Linked DNA regions of Mus musculus: region 1 is linked to region 2. A link is a loop called in an ENCODE intact Hi-C map of the cell type or tissue named here. Cell type or tissue: gastrocnemius. All regions are shown on one strand. Each heading gives the region's core, and the rest is flanking DNA. Links, peaks and the distances in the headings are about the cores only. Region 1 has its middle 16 kb from the start of Gprc5b. Region 2 overlaps Pdilt (protein disulfide isomerase-like, testis expressed).

What was found. Hi-C counts contacts between places; a loop is a spot of excess contacts. Peaks named below come from ENCODE experiments on the same cell type or tissue, not always from the same donor. Only the 100,000 strongest peaks of a DNase experiment are listed, where the experiment ranks them.
Region 1: it touches region 2 in a loop (8-fold over the local background); 38 of 42 quality-filtered maps call a loop at or near these places.

Annotation. Positions count from the first base shown.
Region 1 is chr7:119,005,392-119,016,487 of GRCm38, reverse strand. No RefSeq gene overlaps it. Among named protein-coding and RNA genes, the nearest start is that of Gprc5b, 16 kb to the right of the region's middle. In gastrocnemius, for the core only: a CTCF peak has its summit at 5,117 (motif pointing left); DNase peaks (open chromatin) are centred at 5,123 and 5,373.
Region 2 is chr7:119,510,755-119,521,850 of GRCm38, reverse strand. Pdilt (protein disulfide isomerase-like, testis expressed) reads left to right here. Exons shown (of 12, transcript NM_027943.1): 2 at 2,020-2,219; 3 at 6,771-6,977. The coding sequence starts at 2,027. Among named protein-coding and RNA genes, the nearest start is that of Pdilt, 7.2 kb to the left of the region's middle. In gastrocnemius, for the core only: CTCF peaks have their summits at 2,017 (motif pointing left), 6,214 (motif pointing right) and 8,577 (motif pointing right); DNase peaks (open chromatin) are centred at 2,021, 6,204, 8,081 and 8,575.

The DNA of each region.
Region 1 (11,096 bases), core at 1,837-9,836, 510 kb after region 2:
TATTGCTTACTTATCAGGAGGGAAGACCCTGAACCAGGAAAATGGCACTGCTTATATAGCCCACAGCGTGACGTTTCAGCACCTGATGTGGCGTGACAGCTCCTGATTCGTTGCTCACCCATCACCCCATTACTACTAAGTTTTACCCCAGCCCCAGACACAGACCGTCCTCCTGATCCCACTTTAAAACTGTCTTCAGACTCTTGGTCCAGTGCTCTTGGCTCCTCTCACATCCTCCCTGTGCCCTTCACCTGCTCCCAAGGCAGAGGGGTGGTAAAGGGGCCAGGAACTCCTGGCACCACTCAGCTCCATAGCCTCGGGCCACTTGCTGACCCTCTGAGAGGGAAGGCTCGCTGTGATCCCACCCTCCTAACCCTGCCTGCTCAGAGCCAAACCCACAAAGATTCATTCTCTCTCTCTCTCCCTCTCTCTCTCTCTCTCTCTCTCTCTCTCTCTCCTCCCCTCTCTCTCTCTCCAGGAGCCCCAAGTTCCCAAACTTTCAAGGACATGGTTTGAGGTGGCAGCAGGCTGAGAGAAACACCACCACCCTGTGGCCATCACACTGCACTACAGGCGCATCAGGGACTCATCAGCCTCCAAGCTCCCATCCCACTCCCCACCCACCCCACTCACTCCTCCCATCCACCCAATCTCCCATCCACCCACACCGACCAATCCCACTCACCTTACCCCACCCCCCACCCCCAGTCCCCCACCCCCATCCCCACCCCCCGCCAAGCTGGGGCCACATCTCAGGCCAGGCAGGATAGCGTCATAGTTCCTTAAAGAATTGCAAAAGTCAACAAGGCTTGGAGGAGAGAGGAGGCAGCAAACAGACAGAACATCAAATGTAAAAGCTTAGTTCTAAGCTGTACCTAGCTGAGCTGTTTTCTGCCTGAGGCTGTGACACAGATAGGGCTGTGTCACTGATAAGCAAACTCAATCCAGGTGTCCTTCTTGCAAACCCCTTTTACTTTATTTTGTTATCTGTTTTATATTTTGTTCATTTTAATATTTTATGGCTGCATATAGAGCTAAGGGCCCTACACAGCTAAGCTAAGCTGCATCCCAGCTCCTTCAGACACCCTCTGTCACAGGGTGACCCCAGCACTCTTTGTCCTCAGCTGTTTTTCTCCATTAAGTTCTGTCCCTCTGAGGTGACACAGACTCTTCTACTGTCTAGGGCCTTCTATTCTGGACTTCAGCTGTCACTCACTCTATTCTGGATTTCAGCTGTCACTCTATTCTGAATTTCAGCTGTCACTCTATTCTGGATTTCAGCTGTCACTCACTCTACTCTGGATTTCATCTGTCACTTACTCTACTCTGGATTTCATCTGTCACTCACTCTACTCTGGATTTCACCTGTCACTCACTCTACTCTGGATTTCACCTGTTACTCTATTCTGGATTTCAGCTGTCACTCTATTCTGGTTTTCACCTGTCACTCTATTCTGGATTTCACCTGTCACTCACACTACTCTGGATTTCACCTGTCACTCACTCTACTCTAGATTTCAGCTGTCACTCACTCTATTCTGGATTTTACCTATCACTCACTGTACTCTAGATTTCAGATGTCACTCACTCTATTCTGGATTTCAGCTGTCACTCTACTCTGGATTTCATCTGTCACTCACTCTATGCTGGATTTCAGCTGTCACTTGCTGCTGTTGTTTTTACATGTTTTGAAAGAGTTGTTTTGTTCTGTTCTGTTTTTGAAAATGGGCCTCACCATGTAGCCCAGATTGACCTTGGTCTCACAACCATCCTGCTTCTTCCTCCTGAGCACTGGGGTCCAGGGTCCCCACACCCAGCCAATGTTTGTTAAATGGATAGTTTGGGCAAGCTAAGGATCCCTAAGCCACTATTTACACTGTAAAATAAAGATGAGAACGCCTTCTTATCTACCTCTGGAGTGAAAGGAAGATAGATAGATAGATGGTAGATAGATAGATAGATAGATAGATAGATAGATAGATAGATAGACAGACAGACAACAGATAGATGCTGACAGTAGGCTGCCTAGTTAGCATCTCCTGAGAGTCGTCTACTTCAGAATGTTGTCTTTTGGAAGTGGGATCTTGGCAGATGTAATCATTTTGTACCATATGGATCCAGATCATATAGGATCAGTGATGTCATTGCCAGAGTGCCATGGTAAGGACATTCTACAGTGCTTGTGGTGACTCTTCCCTGGGAAACACGTGACTGCCAGGCTCTACCTCCAACACTTGGTGTCCTAAAGGGTCTGGAGAGAAGGCTGGGAAGATGTCTCAGTGGGTAATGCACATGCCAAGCAAGCATTAGGACCTGAATTCACATCCTCAGCATCCATGTAAAAAAGCAGGTGATCTGTGCCTGTCACCCACTTCTTACTCGTGGGGACATGAGGATCTTTGAAGCTCACTGGCCAGCCATTCTAACCAATTCTATGAGCTTCAAGTTTAGTGAGAGGTCTTGTCCCAAAAGCCAAATGGAGAACAAATGAGCCAAGATGCATAACCTCTGACCCCCACACATGTACATACGTATACATCTAAGCTAACAGGTATATACAATACAACACACTCAAGAGAGACATGAGAGGACACAGAAAGCCATAGGGAAGAAGACCATGTAAACATGAAGGACGGCACCAGAGAAAGTCAGCCACAAGTCAAAAGAGACAGATGGCATTCTCCCAAAAACCTTTGAAAAGAATAGGGCCCAGCCAGTCCAGAGATGAGTCCATTTGAAGGTCGTACCTGGTCCCCAGTTCCTCCATCTCTCTTTGCTTCCTGTCTGCCTTGTTGTAGACAGCCTACTCCCCCACATACTCCTGCCACCATGACACGCTGACTCATTCATGGACCAAAGATAAGTGATCACGGACCAAATCTTCTAGAACATGAACTAAAAATGATCTTCTTATAATGGTTGGTCTTGCTTTTCAACTTGGCTGAATTAAAAGGTCTCTAGGTTTTCCAGAGATGCTTGGCATGTGGGGCAATGACTGGGGAAGAAAAGATCACTGAAATGTGAGTTCTTCCTTCCAACATGCTGGCTGCACAGGCAGAAGGGAATAGGAAGAAGGCTGTGGGCATGCACACACTTGGGCCCTGTTATTTCTGAAAGAGTGCATGTGTGGCTCTGCCACCGTTTGATAATGTCAGACTGTACATTCTTTGGCCTTTCATCATGGACTCATCAGACACTTTACAGAAGCTTCCAAGCCTTTGGAGCCAGACTAGGACTTCTGAGCTTCTTGGATGGCATACAACCAGCCATTATTGGACTACCAGTTGGATGAGTCTCTCTATTAAACACACACACACACACACACACACAGAGAGAGAGAGAGAGAGAGAGAGAGAGAGAGAGACTACTGAATCTGTTTCTATAGTGGTCCAAATAAGAAATGTTCTCCAAAAGACTCATGTTCCCCATTTAGGAACCACAGGAACGCTTGACTCTCAGTTGGTTTGGGAAAGTTTGGGGACCTTATGGGTGTGAAGCGTTGCTGGAGGAAGTATGTTACTGGAGGAAGACTTTCAGAGCTTTTAGGCTTGCCCCACTTTCTGTTCACTCTCTTAGCTTCCTGTGTGACAGAATGCAGCCATGTCGCTTACTGCCCCCTGTCTTTTGACATTACGGCCTCCACTCTGTTAGTGTAAGCCCAATAAACTTCCTCTGTCTGTTGGTTTGGGTCATGTTATCCTGTTACAGCAGCGGAGCGGAAACTATGAGTTCTCTGGGAGCCCTGACTAGCACACTACTCTAAGTTGCTGCTGTCAGTCACAAGAATGAAAGAATAATGCATACAGGTTCCCACAACAAAAGGCACATCAATGAAGGGCATGTGTGCAAATTTGCTATAGATTTTATGTAGTACAAGAGCTTTATAAATAAAGACCCAAAGGGACAAGAAGACCTTGTGTCTTCTGGGCTGAGGATGCAGGGCCTGTCTCTGTTCAGATCCTTTGTAGATTATGTCTTCTTGGCTTCAAGCATGAGAGCAACCAGGGACTGCACCTCGAGGATGACCTTCTCTGGGTGACAACCACCTTCCTGCTCCTTCTCCTTCTCAAATGCCAACGGGGCCATGTTTTGGGGTTGCATGTCCAGAATCCCATAGTCTCCCTACAGGCAGATGCCAGCCCTGACCACATCTCCTCTCTGCCTCCCCTATCTGTCTTCCCTATGTAATGACCCCATTCATCCACCCACATAAGCCTGGATCACATCCCCAGCTCTATGTGGACCATGTGTGTGCCTGGTGTCCCCTGGAACTGGAATTACAGACAGTTGTGAATCACCACATGGATGCTGGGAACCAAAGTGCTCTTAACCTCTAACCACCACTCCTGTGTCTTCTGCAGAGTTCTTCTCACCGTGCTCACAGGACCTGGAGGGTGAGATGGAGCATCCTTGAACAAGAGGCGATCGCCTGCCTATCAAACTGACGAAGGGACACAGGAAGTCAAAGTCAGACAGCCCTCTGATGCCCTCCATAGACTCCTACATTTGGGTGCCAGTTACGGCTCCGGTCCTCTCAGACACAGGCAAGTGCCAATCAACAGCTGAATGGACAGAGAAAACGTGGTACAGATACACAATGGAGTTTTGACTGCAATTCTGTCAGTTGCTGAAAATGGAGACCATGTTATGTGACTAAGCCAAGTGCAGAAAGACAAAAGTCACATGATTTAAAGAAAGACAGAGTGGAAGTGGTTCTGATTGGGTGTAAGGATGAGGGGTCGGAGTAGAGAACACAATTGAGAGACATTGTGTACATCAATGTCACAGTGAAACCCGTGATTCCTTGCAAATAGCACAGTCATATTAATAATAAAGAATATGTCCTCATCATGTCTCAGACTCTGGGGTCCTGAGCCCTAGCCGGACAGATGTTGACTCCAAACTGTTTGCCTTCTTCCTCTCCATCTCATCTATTTGTCTATATCAAATCCGAAGCACAAATACCAAGAGTAAAACAGGCCAAAGGTATAGAATGAAAAGGAAGGAAGGAGGGAGAAAGGGGAGGGAGAAAAGGAGAGGCAGAGGGGAAGATGAAGTTTAAACCAGACAAACCAGACAATCCACACACAGGGAGATGTCGCCCCCAAGTGGGGATCCTGGGAACTGCTGTGAAAGAGAGAAGAGAGTTTAGCTTATTTACTACACAGACAACGCTAGAAGTGGAGCCAGAAAGCCACACTAAACAGAGGCTGCCCACTCCAGGGCCTCTACCCAGTAGCCAGGGATGGCATCTGGACTGAGGGACAGGCCGGGTGTGGCAACAGGTTTGTCACATCCCTAGGGAGCCAGAAGATGGGTGCAAAGCAGGTAGGGCTGGTGAAGGTGAGAACAGGTTAACTAAAACAGAGAACCGCATGACATTTTAGTCTAGCGCCACCATCTGGCCCCTTTGGGCTCCCTGTGCTGAGCTAAGCAAGGAAGCCTGCAGACTGAGGGAGGAGGCAGTGCTCTTGCCTTCCAGGGCTGGGGTAGAAGAGGAGTGGGCTTGAGATGAGTCTATCAGAGGTGGCCAGATACAATAGCTCCAGGGAGGACAGTGTTGATCTGCCCCAAGTAAACCACAGAAGCCAGAAGACCCAACCAAGGACAGGAGAGCTGGAGAAAATGCTGGAGAAGAGAAGTGGTGAATTTCTGACCATTGCCCTTCTAAATACAAGCAAGTAGTCGTGTCTAGGTCTGCTGTCACCCAGCATGAGTCCAGCCCAGCACCAAAGCTATCTTCTCCACTGCCTCCTACCCATGTCACAATCCAGGGAAGGCTTGCCACCAGCTCTCCGTGAGTCCACTACCGACCAGCTCAGAGTCCATCTCTAAGTGGTCACCTTGTGCGAGCAGCACCTGGTCCCGCACTGCAGACCAAATGGCCAAGGATTTCAGCGTCAGACCTTCTGCCTCTCCTTGAGTCCATACTCTCTACCTTCTGTGCCACTCAGAAATTGATTCCATACCTACAAATGCCTGCGTCTCTCAGATTAATGTTAAAGTTCTAACCATCCATGTGACACCATGAAGTTGTGGGACCTTTGGGAGAATAGAGTTTACATGAGGCTGAGGCTGCACCCCAATAATGGGACAACTGCCTTCTTAAGAAGATGACATGGGGCTGTGGTGCTCTGTGGATAAAATGTTGGCTGTGCAAGTGTGATTGGCTAAGTTTGGATCCCAACATGGACCAAGTGCACACATCTGTAATCCCAGTGAAGGGTCATCAGAGACAGGAAAATCCCTAGGGCTCACTGGCTGGCCAGTCTAGCTACTCAGTAACCTTCAGACTCAATGAGAGAGTAAAGAGAGCAGAAAACACTCAACCTACTGACCTATCACCTCCATATGTACAAGCTCAGGTGCACCCACATGGTGCACATACGCATGTTCACCACACATTCCCCACACAATCAAGAAGTGTTAGAATGCACACTTTCTTTCTCTGTGTGTGTTCCTCTCGCTCCCTCTCCCTCTCCCCTTCCTTCTCCCTCCTCCCTCTCTCCCTCTCTCTCTTCCTCCCCCCTCTCTCACATGATGAGAAGGAAGCTGTCTGCAAGGCACGAAGAATGCAGTTGTTTAGGCTGCTCTTATCGATGGCATTTGACCACAGCCCAAACTCACCCAGATACAACGATGGCTCATCTTCACTGTCCACCTGGGTTCATCTCTGATCTCCAAGTGTTTCCAAAGAGGTTCAACAGGAAGGATGACCAAAACGATCTGAGTTCCTGGGCTGAATAAAAAGGAGAAAATGAATGAGCACCAATATTCATCTGTTTTCTGATTGCAGATGCATGGTGATGTTGGTGCCTCACACCCCCACCCTAGAATTCCCCGCCATGGTGGACTGCATCCCGCCCAGTCACCACTCAAACCCTTCCTTTGTTAAGTTGCTTTTGTCAAGTTTTGATCACAGAGACAGGAAAAGTAACTAATGCAGAAATTGCATACAAACTGTCCTCTTTCATAAGACTATTTCATGAGAACAGGGGGCATGGGGTCAGTCCCATGGCCTCCCACGTCCACCTGCTTGCCTCAAATCTCTTTACCCCTGAGCTGGAGAACACCATCTTCTAAAGAGGCAAAGGAAAGTACACTGCCCTCCCCAGAGACACGGGCAGTCTCTCTTTGCCCAGGACTCCCTTCTACTAGAGATAATAGAGGACTGCCATCCACACCCAGCATGTATCCCAGAGAACAAAGAATGTTGTGCAGCCTAGAAGAAACCTCAATTGAGGAAATGCTTGCACTAGATTGGCTTGTGTACAAGCCTGTAATGCATTTTCTTGATCAATGATTCATGTGGGATCACTATGGGTAATGACATTCCTGGACTGGTGGTCCTGGGTTGCATAAGAAAGCGGTCTGAGCAAACCATAGAGAGTAAGCAAGTGAGCAGCACTCTTCCATGGTCTTCCCTTCAGTTCCTGCCTCCAAGTCCCTGCCTTGAGTTCCCTTAGTGAAGGATTGTAACCTGAAAGTTCTAAGATTAAATAAACTCTTTCCTTCCCAAGTTTCTCTTGGTGACTGTGGTGGTTTGAATAGGTTTGGCCCACATAGACTCAGGTATTTGAATGCTTGACCCATGGAAAGTGCCATTATTAGGTGGTGTGGTCTTGTTGGAGTAAGTGTGTCACTGTGGGGATGGGCTGTGTGGTCTCTATGCATAAACTCTGTCAAGTGTAGAATTCCAGGCCCCTCCTGGCTGCTTGAGAAAGAGTCTCCTGGCTGCCTTTTGATCAAGATGGAGAATTCTGAGCTCCTCCAGTACCATGTCTGCCTAGATATTGCCATGCTTCCTGCTATCACAATAATAGATTAAACCTCTGAAACCATAAGCCAGACTCAAATAAAAATGTCCTTTTTGAAAGATTTGCCTTGGTCATTGGTGTCTCGTCACAGCAATAAAACCCTAAGACAGAAGTTGGTACCAGGGACTAGGGTATTGCTGTGATAGGCCTGACCATGATTTTGTTTGAAGGGATGTGAATTTTGGGACTTTGGATTGGGAAAGTAGTGGAATGCTTTAAGTGGGGCTTAATGGGCCATCCTAGTGGGAACATGGAAGACAGCTGTACTGAGGTTGATTTGAACTGTGGGGACCTGGCTCAAGAGGTTTCAAAGGAGACAAATTTTAGTACATTGTCTAGAGATCATACTTGGTGATATTTTGGTGAAGAATGTGGCTACTTTTTGCCCTTATCAGAAATGTATGCCTGAGGCTAATGTAAAGAGATTCAGATTAATTGCATTGACAAGAGAAAGTCTCAAAAAAGCCTATCATAGGCTCTGTCGTGTGGTTCACTCTTGTGAAGATTATTGCTCTCATTTGGATATATGGAGATATGATTGTGTGTCAAATTGGCAAGGGATGGATTGTGATGGCTATTCTCAGTTGTCGACTTAACTATATCTGGAATGAACTACAATCCAGAACCTATAAAGATCTATACTAAAAAGGAATTAAAGAAAAGTTTAGAAAAAGAAAAGAAAAACTGAAGTCCAGTTGTGATGGTACATACCTTTAATCCCAGTGCTCAGGAGACAGAGACATGCAGATCTCTCTGAGTTCAAGGTCAGCTTACAGAGCAAGTTCCAGGACAGCCAAGCTTAGCACTGAAGGATGTAATAGATAAAGGGGTCCATGTCCCAGCCCCAGCAAGCAGCAGAACTTGGCAGCTTTGGCCACGTGGCTCTGCCTTTAGAGTCAAGAATAGATGGGACTACTGGGACAATTGATTCTGGTTATCTGGAGCTAAGAAATCAGTGGTGACTAGGAAGAGACCAGCATCAGTGAAGTGACATCTTCTGGGAAGTGTTTTCAGAAAACACAAAGAAGCTGTGTTCTAGAGATAGCCAAGGTTGTACCTCATGCTGCAGCTGTACTGTAATGTGTAAGAATCACCCAGGTGATACTGGATTTGGAGGCATGAAGAGGTCATGGAGAGCAGCTAATGCCTGGAACTGTGAAAGGTCAAGAAAGGTCATTGGTGAAGGTGCAGCCTCAGTGGCAGTTGTAGGTCTAGAATTGAAGGGGTCATGAAAAGAAGTTGAAGATTGGCACCATGAAGAGAGCCTATGAGAGGCTATGGGTGAAGCCTCATTGCATCTCCAGCATATTGGAGATGTCATGGGATGATCACCGAGAACAGCAGCAGCAGTGGAATGGAGTCAACCAGAGCCAAGAGTGCCACAGAAGGCAGAGCTGGAAAAGTGACCCAAGCCCTTTGGATGAGCCCAAAAGATCATGTGTGGATCCCGGACACTAGAACAGGAAGCTGTTAAGTTGAATTTGCCTTGGAAACCCCAAGATGTTAGAGGGCCAGAGCCATGGGGAACCTGCCAAAGAAAGCTGCTCACAGGGAGTGGAACCAGCCTAAGAGAAAGAAGATTGTTGCAGTCAACAAGGCTGAAAGGAGACATGGAGACACAGAGTTTGGAGTTTGCCCAGCTGGTTTTGGTCATCTTTGGTCCAGTGTTTCCTCACTATGATGTTTTGGAATGGTAATGTATATCCTGTGATGTTGGAAGTGTGTAATCTGCTATTTGGTTTTGATTTTACAGGGGTCTACAGTTAAGAGATTACATGAATCTCAGAAAAGACTTTGAACATTTAAACATTGTTGAGATTGTTGAAGTTGGAGTAAACTCATTTTGCATTATGTTATGGCTACAAGTGTACAGGGGTGGGGGGCAGGGAGTGGAATGTGGTGGTTTGAATAGGTTTGGCCCTCATAGACTCATGTGTTTGAGTGCTCAACCCATAGAGGCACTATTAGGTGATGTGGCCTTATTGGAACTGGTGTGGCCTTGTTGAAGTAAGTGTGTCACTGTAGGGGTGAACTTTGAGGTCTTTATGCTCCAGTTCCACCCAGTGTGGAATTCCAGTCCCCTCCTGGTTGCCTTTGGATCAAGGTGTGGAATTCTCAGCTCCTCCAGCCCCATGTCTGCCTAAGACAGTCAAAGTGTTCAACCACCACAACAGAAAGCAAACAATGGCAGATGAATCAGGCAGAGGCATACATGAAGGCCAATGGAGAATATTAAAATCTTAGAGATTTTTTTTCCTTTTTAGTCACAAGAGGTCTAGCTGCACCAGAGGATATAACACATTCAATTTTTATTTTGTTTTATTTTGTACTAGGAATGAAACCCAAAGTCTGTGCATGCTAGGAAAGTGTTCTACCACTGAGTTACAACCCCAGTCCACACTGGAGAATCTAAAAAGATGCTGTGTGCCCCACTATCACCACCATGTGCCTGGAGCTGTGGAGGTGTCCACACTCAAGCCCACCTACCCGCTGCTGAGTCCAAAAGGGCTCCCAGCATCAGCCCCACTGTTTCAGAAGACCCCTTCTCTAAAGAAAACCTCAACCATGAATACAGAAAATGTGGTACAGTTGCACAAAGGAATATTATTCAGCTATTAAAAACAATGACTTCATGAAATTCACAGACAAATGAATGGAACTAGAAAATATCATCCTGAACGAGATAATCCAGACATAAAAGAACACACATGGCACGTACTCACTGATAAGTGGATATTAGCCCCAAAGCTCAGAATACCACGATACAACACAAATCGTATGGAGCTCTAAAAGAAAGAAAACCAAAGTGTGGATGCTTCAATCCTACATAGGATGGGGAGCAAAATAATTATAGGAGATAGAGGGAGGGAAAGACCTGGGAGGGAGAGAGGAGGGAGAGGGAAAAATTGGGCGGGATCTGGTGTTGGAAAGGACAGGAGATAAGTACAGAAGGTCAGGAAATTGAATAGAGGTATGTAGCAGTCGGGGATGGGGAACTGGGGTAGCCACTAGAAAGTCCAAGACTCCAGGGTAGCAAGAGATTCCCAGGACCCAATGGTGATAACTTTAGTCAAAATGCCCAACAAAGAGGAGATACAACCTGCAGAGACCACCTCCAGTAGATAGCCATAGCCCCCAGTTGAGGGATGGGGCCACCTACCCACCTCAAAATTTTTAACCCAGAAATGTTCCTGTCCAAAGGAAAGACAGGGACAAAAAAAATGGAACAGAGACTGAAGGAAAGGCCATCCAGAGACTGTCTCACCTAGGGATCCAATC
Region 2 (11,096 bases), core at 1,452-9,451:
AATGCTATGCTGTTCCTTTCTTCCATCATTTTCCAGTCCTTCCTCCCTGCTCTTGTTCCCAGCTCTTATCAGCACCTTCTTTTTTGTCTCATCTACTTGTTTCCCAGCAGAACATAAAGACTCTAGTCTGTTTCATCCACTCCTGTGTCTTCTGTGCCTAGAAGGGAAGGCAGCATGGCTCATGACTTGAAAAAATACATAGTGAGCGAACTAATGAATGAGTGAATGTGCTGGTTTGAATAAAAATGGCCCCCACAGGATCAGGAGGAGTGGCACTACTCAGGGGGTGTGGCTGAGACTATTCAGGGGGTGTGGCTAAGAGTACTCAAGTAAAGAGTTGAAACAACAACAGTTTAAGAATCATCTGGAACCTTTGAAGCACATAGATATTTGGATCTTGTACTGGTTAGTTTTATGTCAACTTGACATGAGCTAGAGTCATTGGGAGGAGTGAGTCTCAGTTGAGAAAATGCCTCAATAATATTGGGCTGTAGGCAAACCTGTAGGGAATTTTCTTAATTAGTGATTGATGGGGGAAGGTCCAGCCCATTGTGGGTGATGCCATCCGTGGGATGGAGGCCCTGGGTTCTATAGAACAGACTGAGCAAGACATAGATATCAAGCCAGTAAGCAGAACTCTTCAGTGGCCTCTGCATCAGCTCCTGCCTCTGGGTTCTTGCCTGGTTTAGTTCCTATCCTGACTTCCTTCAGTGATGAGCAGTGATATGGAAGTATAAGCCGAGTAAACCCTTTCCTTCAAAGCTTGCTTTTAGTCATGGTGTTTCATCATAGCAATAACTAAAAGACAGGACTGTGGTGGCTTGAATAAGGACAATCCCCCCCTCACTATAGATTTATGTGTTTCAATGCTTGGTCCATAGGGACCATTAGGTGGTGTGGTTTTATTGGAGGAGGTATGACATTGTTGGAGGAAGTGTGTCACTGTGGTGTCAGGCTTTGAGGTCTCCTAAACTCAAACTCCAACCCAGTGTGGCACACAGTCTTCTCCTGGTTGCCTTTGGATCAAGATGTAGAACTCTCAGCTCCTCCAGCACCATCTGCCTGCATGATGCCATGCTTTGTACCTTAGAGATAATGACTAAACTTCTGAAACTGTAAGCCAGTCCCAGTTAAATGCTTTCCTTTATAAGAGTTGCCTTGGTCATGGTGTCCCTTCACAGCAATAAAACCCTAAGACACGTTGGTACCAGGATCTGGGGTTATTGCTGTGATAGGCTTGAGCATGCTTCTGTCCAGAGGCAAGCAGATTTCAGGAGTTTAGATTAGGAAAGCAGTGGGATGCTTTAAGTGGGACTTCATAGGCATTCCTAGTGGGAACATGGAAGACAGTAGTGCGGAGGTGATTTGAACTGTGGGGCCTGGCTCAAGAGGTTTCAGAGGAGAAGAACGTTAGCCTAGACGTAACCTAGATGTAACCTAACGTAACCTAGAGACTGTTCTTGTGATATTGGTGAAGATATGGCCGCTTTTCGCCCTTGTCTAAGAGTCTGGGGGCTAAAATGAAGAGATTTAGATGAATTGCGTTGACAATGGAAATCTTGAAACATCCTAGAATAGACGCTGACTTGTGGTTCACGCTTTTGAAGAGTTTTTTTTTTTTTTACCAAACATAGCAAACCGAGAAAGGAAAAATACAATATATATGATTCAAGGGTTAAAGGAAGTGGTCTGGGCAGAGTTGGAGGGGCAGGAGGCATCGTTAGTATTGGTAACGGGATGGTGGGAGGAGACCGGTCAGAGGTTCACTTTGGGATTCTGCAGTGGCACTTACTCTACAAACTTCTCTCCAAGTAGCTAGAAAACCCAGTGGTTTCCAAAGGTCTGTGTTTGACTCCAGGTCTCGATGAATAGGAGTTGTTCTAGTGCCCAGGGGTTGAGGTTGCTCAGACAAGCTTGTCTTTTGCCAAGCTGTGTACATTGCTGCAGTGCCTGCATGCTCCAAGGTCCCCATCAGTGTAGGTTTGAGAAGAGATATGCTTCCTCTGCTGCCCCCTGCAGGCCATCCATGGAACTGCTTTGGACACCTTTGCTGCTGGTGGCTGCTTGCCTCTCAGAGGTCCTTGGCTCACCAGAGATAGACACGGGCATCAACATTTCCCAGCCTTTGCACATCCTGGAGGATCATAACTTAATGGTGCTGACTCCCGCAGGCTTGACGCAGACGCTGAATGAAACCCGCTTCCTAATGGTGATTTTCCGTGAGTATTTGGCTCTGGCAATGAAGGGTGATGCCTGTCTCATTGAGTTGGGGGACCATAGGGCTTCCATATACTATCAGATGGAAAGAAAACACAAAAATACGACAGGCACTCAGCTGGACATTGGCCTGTCCCTGTAGGAACCCAAAATTCTGCTCACCAATAGCTGTTCTGTCACAGGGGAAGGCTAACGTCTTTTTTTCTCGAACCCTCTACTACCGTGATACACCCTCAACTCCTGCTTTTACATTTTTAAAATCACTCCAATAGCAACCAATATGAACACTTCAAAGTATGTGAACACTTCCCTTCACATGAGCAGCGATTATTGCCATCTAAAAGCAACAGTCAATTAAAGTCATTAAGTTCCCATCTTTGAGTCTATCAATACACAACTGAATTCAAAATGAGTTTTTGAAAACTGGCAGGCCTTCTAAAGTGACCTTTTGGAAAATCATTTTGGAGCAGGCTTATAAGCGTTTTCCTCAGAGGAAGTTGGAAGTTGGGCTTTTTATACAGGAGAGTTTTGGGGAGATCTCAGCCGCTCTCAAATCCTTGGCCAGCCTCTCATCTTTCTGAAGACTCCAGAACTCAAGGTCAATGCTTGGCAGAACCTTTCCTTCTCAGCTCTCAAGCTGCCTGCGTCTAAAACAAACTCCAGTATTTTGGATTTGGTTCTGAGAACCTGTTTCTCCTAACCTCCTGTGTGCACCGATGACACCACCACCCATTCAATGTCAAAGTCAGAAACCTCAGGGCCATCCCCAAATTTGCTGTAGCCTCATATAGACTGTATCTCCATACTCTATTGTTTCTGCACCCAAAGCTCTGTGGTCCCCATCCCTCTCCATACAGTCTGTCATTGCAGGCCTCGGTCTTACCAGTCCCTGCCTGAGACCTGAGGCAGGCTCCCCTATGGATCCCACGCGCCTTCTGCGTGTTCTCTATAAAGCACCCAGAGAAACGGGTTCCTAGAATGCAGCTCTAGTTGTCAGAATGGAATGTTCTGGATCGAGTCTCTGGGCCGTTTGTCCTGCATGAGGTTCTGTAGCATCCTCCCTTCAGTTTTGCACTTGGACTGTGAGATTTAAGTTTCTTGTGAGGAAGTGTTTTCTCATGCCCATGTAGCCTGGGGAGGACTCTTTCCCACTCTTCTTCTTAGCCTTCCTTCTTAGCCTACCCTTTGCCACATCATACCAAAAGCACTTCTAAACTTGCATGTACCTTACCCGTGTCTATTCTTAGATCTGGCACTGTTGAGACACGGTAGGTCTTCACACATGTCAAATGATTGACTGACTGACTGACTGACTGAATGGATGGATGGATGGATGAATGGATGGATGAATGATAATTTCTTGGGCTCTCATTTTCTCTGTGACAATTCACCTGAATTGAGTCAAAGAGAGAGGGAAAGTTCACTTTTTGGTGGAAAGTGATCAAGGAAAGATTTAGAAGTCATTGAATTAGGGCCATTTACCACTTGCCCCTAAGGCTAAGGTAGCAAGAATGTGTCTTGGGGTTACAGGAGATACTGCTGGGGATCACTATGAAGATGGTCATTGAGACTGGGATAATGGTGATACTTGGTGATGATGGAGGTAATGATAGAGAGATGGTGATGGATAAATATAAGAATGGCAGAGGTGACAACAGTCCAGGTTAGCCTTGATTGCCAACTTGACATAGCCTAGAGTTATCTGAGAGGAGAAGCCTCAGTTGAGAAACTGCTTAGTCATATTGGTCTGTGGGCATTCCTATGAGGTATTGTATTCATTATTAATTGATATAGCAGGGTGAAAACGACTGTGGAATGTCTCACCATTCCTTGGGCAGGGGGTCCTTGACAAGCCTGTAAGCAGTGTTTCTTCATGGTTCATGATTTCGTTCCTGCTCGAGTTCCTGCTCTGACTTCCCTCAGTGAAAGATTATGACCCAGAACTATAAGGCAAATAAATTGTGTTTTCTCCCCAAGTTGCTTTTGGTTAGAGTGTTTTATTATAGCAGAACAGGAGTAACTAACACGGAATAGAGTTTATTATAAAGAGAGTGATATGCTGGGATCATTCTGGCCCTGCTGTGGATTCAGGATGCTAAACACTGGCCCCCAAGATCTGGCTGCCACCAAGCAGCAGATCCTCAGTTTCACTAAGTGATGCTAGGTAACCTTGCTCCCCAAGCCAATAAAAGGCTAAATAAAGCCTGGGATTGGGCAGTTGATAAAGGGAGGCGGGTTTTCAGTTACCTGCCTGGGAAGTGCAGGTAGAGTAAGAAAGAAAGAAAGAAAGAAAGAAAGAAAGAAAGAAAGAAAGAAAGAAAGAAAGAAAGAAAGGAAGGAAGGAAGGAAGGAAGGAAGGAAGGAAGGAAGGAAGAAAGAAAGAAAGAAAGAAAGAAAGAAAGAAAGAAAGAAAGAAAGAAAGAAAGAAAGAGAGAAAGAGAGAAAGAGAAAGAAAGCAGGCAGGCAAAAAAGGAGAAGGTCGCCATGAGAGGAGATGGACCATAAGCACGTGGCCAGGAGACACAACGAGTGACAAGGGACATATGGCTGGGATGAAAGTTAGAATAGCTTCAAAACCTCTCCAATATAGGCTTACATCCTGTAAATAAAATACCTGCATTGTATGTCTTTTAGAAAAGCTAGCTACAATTTATAGTTCTTTTTACCATGATGTTGACGGAGGTGATGATAATGGAGGTGATGATAATGACGGTAGAGATTAAGATGTAGGAGATGACGATGATGATGATAGAAGTTATAACGATATAGATGGTGATGTAGATGGTGGAGGTGGTAGTGGTAGTGATGGGCATGCTAACAGTGATGATGATTGTGGTGATGAAAGGGTGTTGATGATGATAGCTGTCATGGTTTTAACTATGGCAGTGATGATTTTTAATGGTCATTTATCAAATACCCACATTGCAAATATTGTACTCAGTACCGCCATCCCCGTAGCTACATTGCCTTCCCGGAACTCATAGGCAGGAGAGGAGAGACAAAATCTTCAGAAGCCTGCGGTATATCCTGTGGCTAAGAGTATATGGAGAAAAGAAAGGGTGGGTGGAACAGAAGTCTGAGAGGCCTATGCCCATGGAAGCACGGACTCCCTTACCTCCACTTCAGACACCCCACTGAGCCGTGTGAGGTATCTCTACATGCTCCACCATTTGGCAATCATCCCAAGACTTCCCCTGCCTGATCATAAACTCAAAAGCATGAGCCCAGCATGACAAAGTCCACGGGGAAACTGGGAGAGGCCATTGATTAGAGCCACCGGCAAAGAGGCCAGAGCTTGCTGCGGGCACTAGATGGGTGTGATGAGGGTAGCAACGGTGATGAAGCAGATAGAAACCTCGATCCACGTGGGAGGCACAAAGTCTCTGCCCCCCATCCACGTGTGTGGATGTGTTTAATGAGAATGATCACTGACCACTCACACTCAGGATCCAGCGCTGAGCCAGTGACTGGCAACCGGGCCAGTGCCGGCTGTCCCAGGCTTTGCTTTATGAAACATATCTGTCAGAGTGACCTTGACCACAGTTGGGAGGTGACCTGCGCTCTCTCAAAGTGTGCCAGATGGAAAAAATAGAATGTTCTGGCTTGAAAAGGAAGCTGTTTCCCCCAGCCCTGACTCAGCACACACCTCTGCTATGTGGCAGTAGGGACCTGCAGTCTAGCCATGTCATCAGGTGGTTTTCCATTTCGTCTCCTTCCACTCCAACGAGGACAGCCCATGCCATGACCAAGGTCAGTTCTCTGAGGCTGGTTTTAGTAAAGAGCCCCTACCTCACCTCGCTGCCCAACTGTGTGAACAGCCAAGGATCCCAGAATATCAGATACTTTAACAGAGTACCAGGTCCCTTTGGCTACCCCATTAGCAAGGTGGTGGGATCAGAGAGGGGAGGGAGCATCCAGTGTACCCTGCTCCTCACACATACCTCACTTGAGTTTCCAGAGGCACAATAATTGCTTAGTTCCAAGGCATTCCACCAGATGGCGCAAATGAGCTATATCACTAGCCCTTAATTTCTGATCAAAGAAAAATTTACACCATTTTAATAACAGCAGTAATTAAAATGCATTATGTCTTTACTATGTGATAGGAATTACTCTAAGTGTTTTTACATACCTAGTCAAAGTTTAAAAATACAGGAGTGCTGCAGCCAGCTTGAGTGTGTCCTGTACCAGAGCCTTAGACAAGAATGGTTTTGATGTACCTTCATATAAAATGGGATGATAATAATAATAATAATTAATAATAATAATGATAGCATCTACCTTATAAGATTATTGAAGGGGGTAATAGCCTTAGTACCTGTAAAAACCCTTATAAAATACTAAGCACCCTGACTGTTAAATTAATTTCACTTGATTCTGATAATATCCCAAATCAACCCATTTTATGATGTATTTGTCACTCCACCTGTCACATTTGTAAAACCTACTCCTTAGCTGTGAACACTGGGAAATCCAGGGGCTCTCAGGACAAACAGGACGAGAAAGGGAAGGGGAGAGAGAAGCCTAGTCTATCTTTATATTGCTTCTTCCAGACAACCCATCCTTAAAACAGTCCAGGAAGCTGGCCAAGGAGCTGGGCAAAGCCGCAGAGATCTTCGGGAAGGGCAAGAATGGCTTGGGCTTTGGCAAAGTGGACATCACCAAGGAGACGGAACTTCAGCAGGAGTTTGACATCACCCATGCCCCGGAATTGAAGCTGTTCTTTGAGGGCAACAGGTTAAAGCCCATCAGCTGCAAAGGTAATGGTGACTGGGGTTCAAGTGATCCCATGTCCATGGGAAGCCATTGGCAGGCAGTTCAAGGCTGGATGTGGGAGACTCTGGTCCACATGCCTTTCATGACCTAGGTTCTTTCCATTTGTTGCTCCATCTCAATTTGAGTCCTGGAGCCATCTCCCTTTTCCTTGGTATTCAAATGCAGGAACTCACCATAGGTTGTGAGCGTGGCTTGAGAGTGGTGAAATCACTCCCATTTGCAACCCGTTGGCTGGAATTCTGATCCATGCTCCCAGTCAAGTGCAAGAGAGCCTAGAAATCTGGTTCAGCTCTGTCTAGAAGGAAACTGGGACTGGGTGAGCATTCAGCCGCTCCTGCCACAGGTTCTCAGCCAGGGAGGGGAACATGAGTTTTAGACTGCAAACCAGAGCTCCTTTCCAATTCTACTTTCTGCTGTAGAGGGTTTCGCCAGGGAAACACTGCTGGCCCAAAGAGGAGGTTGCCAGGGGCTAGAGACATAGCTTTGATAGTAAAGTGTTTGGCAGGGACCCAGGTTTGATCCCCAGGATTCCCGTGGAAAAAATGCAGGATTGGTGACACCTTGTAATCCCAGAGCTGGGGAAGTGGAAATGGGCAGGTAATGGGGCTAGCAAGCCATCGAGGCTAGCCCATTTGGTAATTTCTAGGCTAGTGAGAGGCCTCATTTGAAAAAAAAAAAACGGTGACCACAGAATATGTGTGGTTGATCTCTGTGCCTCTAAATGCACACGCACACAAGCATGTACATACATGCACATAAACAAGAAAGACTGCAGGTATTAGAGCAAAGGTGGGGTTTCTACCCAGTACTTTCTCTCGAACCGTCATTCATTGCTTTATTTGATGACCAATCTATTTGCAAACCCATTTACTGACACCTTACCATGGTGATGAAGATGTCTGGAGAATCATGTACCTTAGCATGTGACATGGCTGATCCTAATTTTTAAGTGTAAATAATTATGGGATGTGTAAACAGATACTAGATAGACTGGGGCAGCGGGTGGATGGGTGGACTCACTGATGGATGGAAGAATGGATGGATGTTACAATACTGGGTAAGCCTGAAGGAGCTCAGCAGGAGGGCACTGAGATAGCTCAGTGGGTGAAGGCATTTGCTGCCAAGACTGAACCCGAGTTCAATTCCCACAACCCACAGGGTAGAAGAGGGCACTCGGTGCCTGTGAGCTGTTCTCTGACCTCCACAAGCAAGCTGTGGCACACACTCTTGAATAATTCATAAATTAAGTGTAACAAAAGAACTGAGAGCAACCTCTACCATGCCAGTAGAATGGCACCATGGTACATGTGTTGAGGGGCAGACTCAGAAAGCAGGCACTGCCTTTTACACGGTTTGACACTTCTGAAGCTTTCTTCTAAGAAGCGAGCACAAGAAAAGTCCAGGAGCTAAATAAGCCAAACAAATGAGCCAGCCCACTTCAGGAGATGGAGAGCAAGTAGGGGGTTTAGCTTTGAACAAACCTAACAGAATCGTGCTGCCTGCCGGAGCTAAAAAATAAGAACTTAGGAGCAAGGGAATGCAAGCTCATTGCAGTTCTCAAGATGCTCACAAGAGGGCGTGAGAGAGACACTGGGCGGGCTGGCTAGGAAAGCGCTTCAGAGGGAACTTTATGTAACAGACCAGGCAGGGCAATAGTCCAAATGGAGGGTAGTGTGCGGAACCAGAGGAGGGATGTGGCAAGAGGGATGGGATCTGATTGCTAGGGATGCTGAGCAATGATCCTCAACAACAGGGGTTCATCCATCCCACGCAAGGGGTAGATGATGTCTTGGCTCCAGGGAGACGGTGAAGAATGAAGCAGGCCTGGTGTAGTTTGCGCAAATATACACCTGCTTGTGGCATCGCTCAGGTGCTAGCTTGCCCTTCCTTGTTGAAGGACAACTGAGACCTGATTCCATTGAGAGATGACAAGATGATTGTGGTGTGGCTTCTACACTCTACGTGAGGTTGGTGGAGAAGGTACTGAAGGACTCCTGTGTCTGGGATGTGACAATGAGTTGTGAGACCACCTTTGCCATGCAGGAGGTTTCCATCTCCTCTTCCAGGAAGTCTTCCCTGACTGACTGCCCAGTCTGCTGCTCAGCTGTGTTCCCACGATATCTGCATTCTGATCAAGAAGTTGCCTCACACGATCGCACTATCTGCTTTGAAGAGCACCACCAAGACACGGGTGATCTAAGCTCCATCCTTGGGCTCCAGCATCTGCAACCAAATCCATGCCTTTCGCCCCGGCAGCAGCCAATCCCTCTCGTCCAGCCTCAGTTTCCTGATCTTAAAATGGGGCACATGAAATCTCTACCACTCCAGGCTGCTAGGAAGATGAAGCAATGTTTGCAGAGCACAGGGCCTGATAGGTCCCTGAAGCCAACGCTGCCTTCCAGGGGCCTTTTATGCTTCTCAACAGCCCAGCCTGGCAATGATTTTTACTGCTGTCGCCCAGCAAAGTGGACTAATTTCTACACAGCATCCTAGCTGGGTCTGGCAAGATGGCTCAGCAGGTAAAGGTGCTTGCTGGCAAGCCTGGCAACACGAGTTTGATCCCTGAAACCCTCATGTTGGACTCCAAGAAGCTATCCTCTGACCTTCACACAAGCTCTGTGGTACCTGCGCACTGACACACATAAATACATACACTGAAATATTGATTTTTTTTTTTTTTACAAAGAGAATACTCAGGTTAGTAAGCAATAAAGGCAGGGAAGATTTTTCTGGAAAGGGATATGCAGTAGGTATTCTAGCCTTATGAGGCAAAAAACCTATCACACCTACCTACTCTGCTATGCACTATGTGAACAGGAATGGCTGTATTCCAATAAAGTTTTATTTATAAAATCCAACAGTGGGTCATATTCGGTTCATGGGCTAAGTTTGTTAATCACTGATCTACATTGTGCTGTATGTTAAATAAATAGAAATGTTTATTATTAAGTATTAATTTAGGAACAATTATGTTCTTAATAGTTAAGTTTGAGCAAAATGAAATTCCAAGAGCCCAGTTCAGGAAGACACACATAAAAAGACCACACATATTTTTGAGCTTGCTCATCTCCCTCTCAGGGTTACTTCCCAACAGAGAAAGGAGAAACGGGATTCCAGGATAGCCCACCCTTTGAATAAGATGTGCTCTGGCTGTGAGTACTTGAGCTAAGCTGTAGACCCTGTCTTACAGTTGCTTGTTGTAGACAGAATGAATAGTGCCTACTTTCAGGACAGGACTTTTTTGGAATTCCAAGAGGAGACATGGCTCTGTGCACCACCTGCACTGTGTTGTGAACTTTCGCTCAGGACGCAGGTGGGATGTAGTCCTTGCTGGGTCAAAGCCCAGTCCTGTCCTCCTCTAATATGCAAGGACTGATGGTGAGAGACTTGGCTGCGTCCACCTCCCTGGAGGAAGGAGACTCAAATGGCCTCTGGGGCTTCTATTAGTGATGCAGTCACAGCTTGTGCTTGGAAATATGCAGGCAAGCTCTGTCCCAGTCAATCATTGACACAGCATTCACACCTGAGTTGTTAGCGCTGTGTCCTCTGGCATGGAGTCAAGAGCCAGGGGAGGCACAGTGTCTGGCAAGGGCAGTGTCCAAGCTGCAGCCACATGGGAATAAGATGCCCCAAAGGACCTGAGTTCCTCAGGCTCCAGAGAACCAAGCAGAGGTCATACATCCCAGAAGAGGAGGCCTGGGAGCGACGCCTCTCAAGCTGGCTTTCCTGGTGGTCCACTTCCTTCATTCCCTCATTGTACAGTGATCTCTTTTCCTTTCTTTTTTTTTTTTTTTTTTTTTCCTTTCTTTTTTTTTTTTCCATTTTTTATTAGGTATTTAGCTCATTTACATTTCCAATGCTATACCAAAAGTCCCCCTTACCCACCCACCCCCACTCCCCTACCCACCCACTCCCCCCCTTTGGCCCTGGCGTTCCCCTGTACCGGGGCACACAAAGTCTGCGTGTCCAATGGGCCTCTCTTTCCAGTGATGGCCGACTAGGCCATCTTTTGATACATATGCAGCTAGAGTCAAGAGCTCAGGGGTACTGGTTAGTTCATAGTGTTGTTCCACCTATAGGGTTGAAGATCCCTTTAGCTCCTT